Linked DNA regions of Homo sapiens: region 2 is linked to region 1. The links are chromatin contacts, found by Hi-C or POLR2A ChIA-PET in ENCODE. All regions are on one chromosome and are shown on one strand. Each heading gives the region's core, a stretch centred on a gene start or an enhancer-like site at or near the end of the contact. The rest is flanking DNA. Distances are from core to core; before and after follow the strand shown. Region 1 holds the start of CYREN (cell cycle regulator of NHEJ). Region 2 holds the start of AKR1B15 (aldo-keto reductase family 1 member B15).

Evidence for each region. Hi-C counts contacts between places; a loop is a spot of excess contacts on that map. ChIA-PET counts read pairs that join two places held with the same protein, here RNA polymerase II (POLR2A). Pooled maps may share reads with other maps.
Region 2: a map of psoas muscle shows a loop between it and region 1 (2.9-fold over the local background). The contact joins the promoter of AKR1B15 here to the promoter of CYREN in region 1. A Hi-C loop is called at or near these places in 3 of 168 maps with a recorded cell type or tissue (gastrocnemius medialis and psoas muscle), 2 of 37 single-sample maps with no recorded cell type and 6 of 50 pooled maps. POLR2A ChIA-PET finds 5 or more read pairs at or near these places in 1 of 52 experiments (A549).

Annotation. Positions count from the first base shown.
Region 1 is chr7:135,166,947-135,172,567 of GRCh38, forward strand. CYREN (cell cycle regulator of NHEJ) reads right to left here and starts at 3,761. Exons shown (of 4, transcript NM_024033.4): 1 at 3,706-3,761; 2 at 1,840-2,114; 3 at 786-861. The coding sequence starts at 1,976. RefSeq lists enhancers at 2,072-2,201, 4,282-4,501 and a silencer at 3,292-3,901.
Region 2 is chr7:134,546,251-134,551,501 of GRCh38, forward strand. AKR1B15 (aldo-keto reductase family 1 member B15) reads left to right here and starts at 2,860. Exons shown (of 12, transcript NM_001080538.3): 1 at 2,860-2,999. It overlaps LOC105375520 (a long non-coding RNA gene), which reads right to left. Exons shown (of 3, transcript XR_928005.3): 3 at 1,107-5,251. RefSeq lists an enhancer at 2,871-2,930.

The DNA of each region.
Region 1 (5,621 bases), core at 2,511-5,010:
GATGTATCTAGAAGCAACTACAAAGCCAATGTGACCAGGCCAGGCAATGTACCCATATCCTGAGCACCCACCCTCTCTTCACCCCACTCCTTCCCCTGACCCCCTCTTCACAGCTCTTGAAGAAACCAGAACCCACTCGGGAGAGAAGCAAGCAAAGGCATGAGGATTAGCTGAGGGGAAAGGAAAAAGAAATGGAAGAAACATGTCTAGAAAGGCCGGTGACAGAACCCAGGATACAAAACCTGGGTGTGGGCCCATGCCTTAGCACTAGGAAAAGTCCCACACCACAGGGTTATTGCAAGGCTAAAATGACATAACGCATGCTTTCAAGGCACCTGGTAAACTGTAGAATGCTGTGCAACTCTGAGGCACTGCAATTATTACTGCAGGAAGCTAGGAAGCTCAGCATCCTCTGCTCAGGAGAGGGGCAATGGCTAAGAAGTCATCTACCCAACTGGGAACCTTTCCAAGAACACAAACAGGTAAACGCTTCATGTCCCATCCACATACACACCAGTGCACAGTCACGCTCTCCCTAACACACACACGCCCTCCCTAACACACGCATGCCCTCCCAGGCTTCTAGCCTCAAAGACACCCCACGAGCGCACACCCACATGGGGAGAGGCCTGGGCAGCATGGCCGAGATAAGAGCAAGGGAAGTGGCAGGAGGAAGAAGAGGTAGCCTACGGCAGAGGGCGTCTCTCTTACTGACGGTGACCAAGGGTCTAGCCTCTGCCCATGCAGAGTTTCTGGTCATGAGTAAGAGGCTTGTCTGACTTTACCTCAATCAGGATTCCCAGAGCAACATCAACTATCTCAGCCTCATTCATGCAGTACACAGTCCTTGTCGCAGGGAGTCTGAAAAAAAGACATGCAAGGCACAGATGACACAGACTCTCAAGTCTCATAAGGGCAAAGAGAACAGGAGAAGCAGGGCCTCTTCCCCCTGCCTTCCTACCACGCAGGAGGTACCAGCACCTCTGAGCTGAGGAGCTTTCTGACACGGACACAATTTCCTCAGCCTTGCAGCCCAGTGACTGGCACAGGGCTTCATGGAGGCAACACCGGGGTGCCTCCCACCCTCCACCAACTGCCCTACAAGGATCTGGAAGTAGGGAAGGATGGCCGCCTCTGAAACACACACATGGATGCAAGAGGAAGGGAACCTCGGGCTGAGGCTGTACTGAGAGGAACCTGAAAGCAGGACCAGACTTAGGGAAAGACGGCAGCAGTCACAAGGGAAGGCTGTCAGTCAGGAAACCTTAGAGGAGGAGGAGCCAGAGAGGGAAACACCGAGTGCTGGGGCCCCGCCCACTTCACAGTGCAGCCTGGAGACTCACCACCCCCCCCCCGCCCCCCCCCGGCAATTACCGTCATTCAACTAACTCACTCCCCAGCTCCTTAGCTCTTGCTGGCCCTGCAGCTGCTGCTCATCTGTCCATCCCTAAAGGTCTGTCCACAGGGGCAGGCACCACTCAGAACAGACCCTTCCACTGATCTTGCCCATCTGATGTTACCATGTTTGTTGTAAAGGAAGAGACTGGCATTCTGGACAACTGGCATCAGAGACTGGCTGACATGGAGAACCCACTCTGTGTGTGCTGAGGGCAGGGCACTCACCAGTGCAGAGGCAGAAGTGGGTGCCTGTCCTCGAGGGTTAACCCGCTTTGCCTCCCGCCCACAGCCCCTCCACCTTCTAAAAGCTCAAGAGATGATCAGACTGAAACACCCGCCCATCTTGCTGTTCTGCCTAGGCTGGAAGACCTGGCCCAGGTCATGGAGGCCCCTGCTCCACTTGCCAGATTCGCAGGAGTCTTCTGACCAGAGCTGTCGCACCTTGCTGCTGCCACTGGCACTGCTGCCATTCTCATCCTCTTGGGGGCCTTCATTGGTGCCACATTCTTTGTAGCCACCTGGGCTGTCAGCCATGAGGGAAGGACCCTCGTTTTAGTCTCGGATTGTAAGGTTTCCATCTCTGTACCTTCTCACAAAGAAGAGTCAGGGCCCAAGCTTAATGACCTGTTTTTTAATTCAGGAAGGTAAATCTCGTTCTCTCGTCACACCCGGAATTACAGGTCCATTTGTCCTCAGTGGGAGTTGATCTTTGATTCCTACAAAGAACAATAAAGTCCGGTGAATTCCCATACCTCCAGTCATCAGGCACAGTTACTGGTCGGTGCAGGGCAGGCCAGAAGTGACCAAGGCCCAAGAGACTCAGACGGCCATTCACAGGCATCAGGCAGGTGTGATTGTGGGCAGGACAGCAGCTCAGGAGAGAGCCCTCTGACCTCCCCAAAGCTGGTGCCCCCTACAGGCAGCCAAAGCCAACCAGAGATACCTCCTGCAGCCTCTGTGCTGACTGACTCAGCACAGGAGGAACGGAAGGAGGCGGAGGCCCCTAATGTTCCTTCTCATTACCACCCCAAATGCCACTGTCCTCTGGGTGCCCAGCCCATTCAATCCCTAAAATACCTCTTAATGGCCTCTCCCTCATCTGGCCAACTCGATTTCTCTACTCTTCTATGGTGGCTCAGTTAAATGAAACTGAGGGCATTTTATTTCACAATAAAGTCTCATTGGCCAACACGCCGCCCTTAAGCTAAAGATACTTCTGATTGGTCAAACTTGAAGCAGCAATAGGGGCCCGGAGGCATTAACTGTGCCAGTCTGTAGATTCTGAAGCCCACGCCAGCCTCTGATCTAGTTTGGCCTCTCTTTTCCCTATCCCAATTGTTCTGCCTCCACTCAGCAGTCCTGGAGCTCAGTCCTCACCCAGAGAGATGGAGTTGTGACTCAGAGGGCCTAGGTCTCTACCTTCCACTTAGGAATCAAGCCAGAAGCTCCTGAAGCGGAGGTTTGCCCAAAAAAAAGAGTAGTCAGCGATAGTCCTCTCTGAATCATAATTTGATAATGCATTGCTCATCCAGATGGCTGTTTACAATTTAAGAAAAAATATTACCAGGCCCTCCTCCTAACCTGCCCGGCCATGGGGCACACCTTTGCCAATGCACCTTCATTTCTGTCAAAACTCAGTGATATTAGTGACTCCTACCCCCTAAGGCGCCTCCCAAGCGCAATGCTGCAGTCTGTGCGGACAAATTTAGTTCACCCTGGGGTGCCTATTAAGTACATTTCGCAAACGAGGAACTGAGACTTAGTTAACTTGCAGAAGATCACAGAAAAGTTTGAAATCAGCTGGTTGGATTCGCAGCCAGGTCCTGCAGACTCCAGACCCCGCGCCTCCCCGCCCTACTTCTGGGCCCCAAGAGCAGGCCGCGGCAACTTCCAGAAGCCGGGTCTCTGGGGCACCGCGCTCGCGGACCGACCTCAGTCCCATCCCAGCCGCTCCCTGCCTGGGCAGAATGGGGGCCCCGCGGGAACGCGATGTGCTGCCAGTTCACAGCCCGCCCTCCCTCTGCGGGCCGGTACCCGCCGCTGGCGGCGCCGACCTGTGGGAGGCCCAGAGGGCGGGTGAGTGCGGAGCGGAAGGCGCGGGCGAAGCACCGCAGGGGCCTCGCTGACCCCGCCACACGCCGGGCAGGGCTGCAACGGCTCCTTCCGACTGGAGCGGCCGCGCGCTCCTCCGGCCGGCTACTGGCTTCCCTGCTCTCAGGTTCCCGTCTCCGGCTCTCGTGCCCCTTCTTAGCTTCCAGAGCGGAGCCGGGAGGCAAATTCCAAGCGGTTGTGGGACCCACGCCTCACCCGGAACTTTAAGCCCTGCCGTCTCGCCTGGCGCCCAAACTCTGCGGACCTCCACTGGCCGCCCGCCTCTTCCGGCCCCGCGCGCTCCGGGGTCCCGCGGGCTCCCGGCCTCGGGACACTTCCGGTCTTGGGGAACTCCCGGCCCCCTCGCAGTCCCGGCGCCCGGGACACTTCCGGCTCCCGGCAGCTGCCTCAGTCGGAGGTCCGCGGGCGCCCCATGCTGGCAGTGGTAATGCCGCCGGCTGGCATCCGGTTGGCTGCGCGCTGGGAACGCCAGCGAGGCAGCGCCACCGGCTTGAGGAGGGTGAAAGTTCAATTCTTGGCCCCTGAAGTTAGCGGAAGGGAACGGGCATGTTTTGGAAAGGCCCGCCGGGAATTCCCTCAGAAACCAGGCGAAGCTCCCTGCTGGGCCAGGCCCCCCTCGTGTGCTTGAGGAGGATGGGAGCCCGGCCTCGGTTTGTTATCCTAATTAAGTGGAAAATTAAGAAAATAATAGAATAGCGTAAGTACTAATAGTAAAATTATAGTAAGAGAAATAACAATAGCTAGAATGGAATGAATTGCTGTATTAACCAAGGCTAGAAAGAATTTCAGCCCTCCGAAAGTTAAAGCGAGGGAAGAGAGAGACCCTCTCATATTGTTTTATACTCAGTACCTGTTTTTTTTTTTTTTTTTAAAAAAAAAAGGAAGTGAAATCAAAGACAGGCAGCCCAGCGCCAGGCCCAAAACTGGACCTGGGCCTGCCTGGCCTAAACCTAGTAGTTAAAAATCAACTCATGACTTAGAAACCGATGTTATTCATAGATTCCAGACATTCTATAGAAGAACATTGTGAAACTCCCTGCCCTGTTCTGTTTCTCCCTGACCATCGGTGCATGCAGCCCCTGTCACGTACCCCTTGCTTGCTCAAATCAATCACGACCCTTTCATGTGAAATTTTAGTGTTGTGAGCTCTTAAAAGCGACAGAAATTGTGCACTCGGGGAGCTCGGATTTTAAGGCAGTAGCTTGCCAATGCTCCCAGCTGAATAAAGCCCTTTCTTCTACAGCTCCGTGTCTGAGAGGTTTTGTCTGTGGCTTGTCCTGCTACAGTCCTTGGTTCCCTGACCAGGAAGCGAGGTGACTGACAAGCCCTGTGGAGCGTCCCTGCAGAGGACTCCGGCCAGCCTGACTGACGCAATCCAAAGAGCGCTCCCGGGTAGGAAATGGCCCCGGTGGAATGCCTTGCCAGAGCAGCGCATAGCAGGCTCCCGAGAAGGATTAACACTGGCTGAACACCGGGAAGGAACTGGCACTTGAAGTCCAGACATCTGAAGCTTGTCAAGACTAGTTTTTGGAACTTGCCCCACTCCATGTGAGTGGAAGCATGGCCTGATCACCCACGGTGTGCCTGTATTGACATCTTTGTTCTGGTTTTGACTTGGCTTGACTTGGTAAGACTAGTCTTTGGAACTTGCCCCACTCCACGTGAGTGGAAGCGTGGCCTGATCACCCACGGTGTGCCTGTATTGGCACTTTTGTTCTGGTTTTGACTTGGCTTGACTTGGTAAGACTAGTCTTTGGAACTTGCCCCACTCCATCTGAGTGGAAACGTGGCCTGATCACCCACAGCATGCCTGCATGGGCACTCTTGTTCTGGTTTTGACTTGACTTGAATTGCTGGATACTTTGGTTTTGGTTTTGACTTGGCTTGAATTTTTTGGTACTCGGATTTTGAATTTCGTGATTTTGGTTTGGTATAAACGGTAAAAGTGTGTGTGCCCTCTTTACCTGTTCTTTGTCTTGTGGTATGTGTGGTGTGAGCGTGGTATTTTGTCTGGAAAAAAAAAAAAAAAAACATGGGTCAGGTGCAAAGTAAGCCCACCCCACTGGGACCTATGTTAAAAAAATTTTTTTTCAAGAGAGAATTTAAAGGAG
Region 2 (5,251 bases), core at 1,610-4,109, 620 kb before region 1:
CCTTTTTTCCTTTTTCTCCTTTTTTCTCTTTTTTCCTTTGTTACATGCCCAGGCATGCCACAGTACCAGGTGGTATCTGTACCTGCTCACATTCCTTTCCTTATTTGGAAAGAGGACTAACTTTTTAGCTCATTACAGACACCCCTTCCCCTTTATTCTCTGCCTTTTTTACGTGCCCACCTTATCTAAAAAAAATCCAATGTTTAGCCAACCAGGATTAGTTTAGATTGTACGACCTGACCCTGGCCAATGGAGAAAGGGTACAGGGGCAGTACTTGTGTCAGGAGTAAAGGCTCTCGTGCCCCTTTTTCAGGTGTGCTCTCATGGCGACTGGACAAGGAGGCACCTCTCTGCGCAGAAGTAAAATTGCTTTGCTAAGAATCCTTTGTTCAAGTGTTCAATTTCCTTAAGATTTTGAGCGTTATTCCTAACAGTTCTGGAGCCCAACTTTGGGGCTCGAATCTTCTCCTTTGGGAAGGGGGCCTTCGGTCACCCCACCCGGAGGGGACGCATCCTACTGTCTAGTTACCGTGCCCCTAGGTTGAGGGAGATCAGGGCCCCCCCCCCGCTTTGTGACAAATAAGTCTGGATCTCAGCAAAGCGGGGAGGAGAAGCTTGCAAGACCGCAACAATAAGAGGACCAGGAAATTCTTGTGCATGGAATAAGGTAGGAGACTTGGCGAAGGTGACAAAGTATTTCCCAGGTGGTTGGGATAAGCTGGAGGCTGACAGTGTATGAATGGGACTTAGTATGGTGGTTATGTGGAGTGAGTGAGTCTTCTCTATGGCCTCATGCTGCCATCTGTCAACTAGAGTCAGGAACAGACAGAGTAGACAAAGAGGAAGGGGGAGGGTAGAAATCCAAACAGGTTGGGTTGGAGCCTTTCCCCAAAGCCTCAGTAAGCCTCCAGGAAGGGGGAGGGTAGAAATCTCACAGGAGGGGTTGGGCCTCCTCCCCATAATCCCTAAGATGGGGAACGTTTCAAGTAAGACAGGAAAACTAAAGAGTCTAGAGAGTGATGAATTTCCTTCTGATAGCCCCTTGGGGCTTATGCTAAAGTATTGAAAAAATAATAAGAGAACCAAGTATAAACAAAAACAGCAGATGATAGAATATTGTTGTTTTATTTAAGTTCGAGAACCCATCCTTAAGCCCTCACTTTTCTGGCCAAAATTTAAGTCTAATGAAGAGCGAATTTGTCAGCTGTTAATCAAATATGTTAACAGTAAGAGCCCTGTGTCCCAGGAAAAATCGATTACGCCCTCTGCTGGCGGCAGGGACCAGTTCTCCTTTACCCTTTAGACTCTGGAGGGAGAAAATCAGAAACCAACCTTTCTAAAAAGGAAAGAGTTCCCATGCCTAGACAACCCATACCTACCAAGACATGGGATCCTCTAAATCACCTTCCTTCCTTCAGCGCCCCCAATCCTGCCCCTTTGGTTCCCCTCTCAGGTCCCTCCGGCTGTGGTTTCAGGTTACTCCCCAGCTGTTTCAGGCCACGCCCCAGCCTGTGCTGTCCCTTCAGCTGAGGTTTCAAGTTACTCCCCAGCCGCTTCAGGCCACAACCCACCAAGTTAAAACTATATTAAATCAAAACGCAAGGAGGGAGATTACCAACTCAAAAATTTTAAAATATGAGGCTATCTTTCTGGGAAAAAGGTGATTTAATATTAAGTACTAATAATTCACTTTATTCAGCAGGCTCTTTAACGGGGGATCCAAACGTAAAACGAGAGAGCACGCGTGTTTAAATCGAATTAATTACCATACGAAAGTTCAACCAGACTTAGGAAAAACTCCCTTCAAGACAGGGTGGCACTTATTCATAGATGGAACCTCCCAGGTGATTAAAAGAAAGAGACATAATAGGTATTCAGTGATTAATGGAAAGACTGTTAAAAAAGTAAAATCAGGAAGGGGGTCTAATAATTGGTCTGTCCAAGGGTGTGAACTGTTTGCACTCAGCCAAGCTTTAGGACATTTACAAAACCAAGAAAATCTATCTATACTGACTCTAAGTATCCCTCTGGGGAGGCACACACATTTGGGAAAATTTGGATGGAGAGGGCTCTTATCAATAGTAGAGGCCAAGATTTAGTTCATAGAGAACTGATGCTCGTGTCCTCAACAATCTCCAATTGCCAGAAGAGATAGCTATTGTACATGTCCCAGGGCACCAAAACGACTCGCCTTTCACAAGTCCAGGAAATAATCTTGCAGATCAAATTGTGATACCCTATCTTGTTTTATCCTGATTGACTCTTTCTTAGCTGAGAGAGTCAATAGCTTGGGAGACTCAATTGAGAGTCAATATCGAGAGAGTCAATAGCTGAGAGAGTCTTAGCTTGGTTTCTTCGCTTGCAGCCCCTTGTCCCCCTCCTTAAGGACATAACTGGTGCAAGCTGACTCCAAGCACATCCAAGAATGCGCTTATTGATAAGATACTGAGGCAAGCTGTACCAGCAGCTCCTGGGAGCACACTTGGTTGGTGGTATCCAAAGCCCCTGCTTTTATCACTTTGGGATACTTTAAGCCCCTGCACCTGGAACTGTTTATTTTCCTGTAACTGTTTCTGTAACCATTTATCTTTTAATTTTTTCCTGTTCTGCTTCTGTAAAAAATTGCTTCAGCTAGACTCCCCCTCCCCTCTTTAGGCCAAGGTATAAAAAGAACTCTAGCCTCTTCTTCCGGACCGAGAGAATTTCAAGCTCTAGCTCTTTCTCAGTCGCCAGCAATAAAGGACTCCTGAATTAGTCTCAGAGTGTGGCATTCTCTCTATGACTTGCTCGGTTACGACATTTGGAAGCCCCAGAGAGATTCGCCACCGGGTGAAGACCTGACTCATTCCGGGCTTCCCCAGACAGACAGCTGGCTTACAGGGCCACCTGAAGACGTTCCAGGGCTCCACAGGCCACTGTCTTCTGGAGGGGAACGGATCGACTGCCGGTGCGCCCAGCCAAATTCAACTCCTGAGTCCTCAGTCTCTAGTCCCGGGAAGGTAAGTCAGATCTGACTCTGTCTCTCTGGGAGGGAAACGGCCCTGACGAAGGTCCTCCCTCAGACTCTGTCCATGCTCCAGGACACTGGAGGACAGAGTCCTGGTTTCTGTCAGGATTCTCTGTTAAGTCTAGTCTCTCTCTCTCTCTATCTCTTCTCCCTCTCTCATTCAGGTCTCCGGGAGATCTCTGTTTTAGAATGGGTATAAAAATTGTAATAAACTCTGAGTGAGTGAGTGAGTGAGTGAATGTGGAGTTCAAGGGCTTGCGCTTGAATTTCCAGTTTGTAGCTCCAGGGTGAAAGCTAGGGAATTCGAGAAGGCCCTCACCTGTGGTTCCGTGGTGACCTCATAAGGCTTAGGGCGGCATCAGGCATAGCTCGATCCAAGCCAGGGGTTTATACCAGCCTGCCAATGCCAAGAGGAGCCTAAGTCCCCGAAAGGGGAGCAGCCAGGAGGGCATCTGACTGATCCCATCACGGGACCCCCTCCCCTTGTCTGTCTATAAAAATTGCCATGCTTGTTTATATACCCCAGTGCCTATTGTCCTGTTTAGTGTCTGTCTAAATTTCATATGTCGGATCGTCGATACTGCCCAAAATGACTGGGCAAGGACTTCTTCAAGGTCCTTAGTACAGATTTTCTATCCCAGGAGGTCAAATTCCTCATTAGTCGGTTGGGCTGGCCATCCCAGTCCTGCCTTTCCTGTCAGAAACAAATTAGGTGTTGTTATGGGGAAGGGTGTGGAAGACATTCACCCGTTTAGGATTTCTGGCACCATAAAGATTGCTGGCGTTTGGATTGCCATACCCCACGCCCCAACGACTGGTCCACCTTCTCCTTAGACCAGTGGTGGATCCAAAATAGCCACCCTGCTGACCTCCTTACTCACCTTTTCTGTCATCCCATAACTTTTCCCATGCCCTTAAATAAGGCACTGTGCAGAGAAACCTACACCCATACTGCTCTACTCTGTCTGGACTCTTATTTTACCTCTTTTGGCTACTCTCCAACCTTTAGGGAAATCCAAGTGGCCCCTTTCCTCCTCATCCCCATCCCTTACCCTGCACATCTCATTTTCCTGTGTTGCAGCAAGTCCAGCGTCTCTAAGACTTGGCTGTGTTCTCCCTCCTTAAACCCGTGAAGGAAAGGACCGAGTTTGAACATTTTGCTTTCGAGTCGTGGAGACACCAAAGTTATTTGGGATATAAGTCAAGAAGGGGGGGTCACCTAAGTCCCACTGGCTGAGGATCCCTTGGACCCACCTCTTATCCTCTCCATAGATCTCGAAGCTTGAGGAGACAGACCTTATGTGGCAAGAAATATTGGCTATAGTTGTTTTCCTACTTCTTCTAGCTATAATACTTCTGTTCTTCTGATACCATAGCCTCCCAGGCCGTGAATATCTTTGTCCATGCTGGGTTTAATATTTTTGTTCAAACCTTGTTAATTGCCTCCAGAATAGTAAACTCTTCTTCCCGGCCCCATAAAGATTGGAGTCCTCTCCAGTGTATGTTGCAGAATTTCTCTCTAGGCTTCTCAGATGATTACGGGGTCCGCCTTAAAAAAGGCAAACTCTGGACACTCTGCGAAGTAGAATGGCCAAAGTTTGGAACTGGGTGGCCCCCAGACGGGTCACTACACTTCACAGCTGTTCAGGCTGTGTGGTGGGTCGTTGTTGGAACTCCCGGTCACCCCGATCAGTTTCCCTACATTGATCAATGGCTAGATTTAGTCCAGAGCTCTCCTTCATGGCTCCACTCGTGATAAAACTCTGTAGCCATTCGTGATCCTACCTCCAAGGTCCTTTTTAGCCAGACCTCACTTTTGCCTCCACCCTCAGCTCCCTCGATTCCTCCTGTACTGCCTCCTTCTGAAGAAGAGGAAAGTTTTCTTCACCCATTTCCACCACCCTATAACCCTCCTCCTCCCCCAGAATCTTCCCTTGTCTCCTCAACTACATCCTCTGTGGCCTCTCTGCCTATATCCTCCCAATTATGGCCTCAGCCGGAGGAGGTGGCCCCGCTCCTCCCACTGACAGAGGCCCAAATCCCTTTGGGCAGTGGGCGTTGTGCTCCATTTTTAGTTTATGTCCCCTTCTCTACTTCTGACCTGTACAACTGGAAGGCTCATAATCCCCCCTTTTCTGAAAAGCCCCAGGTCTTAACCTCACTGATGGAGTCTGTGCTCCAGACTCACCGGCCCACCTGGGATGAGTGTCAGCAACTCCTTTCATCCCTTTTCACCTCTGAAGA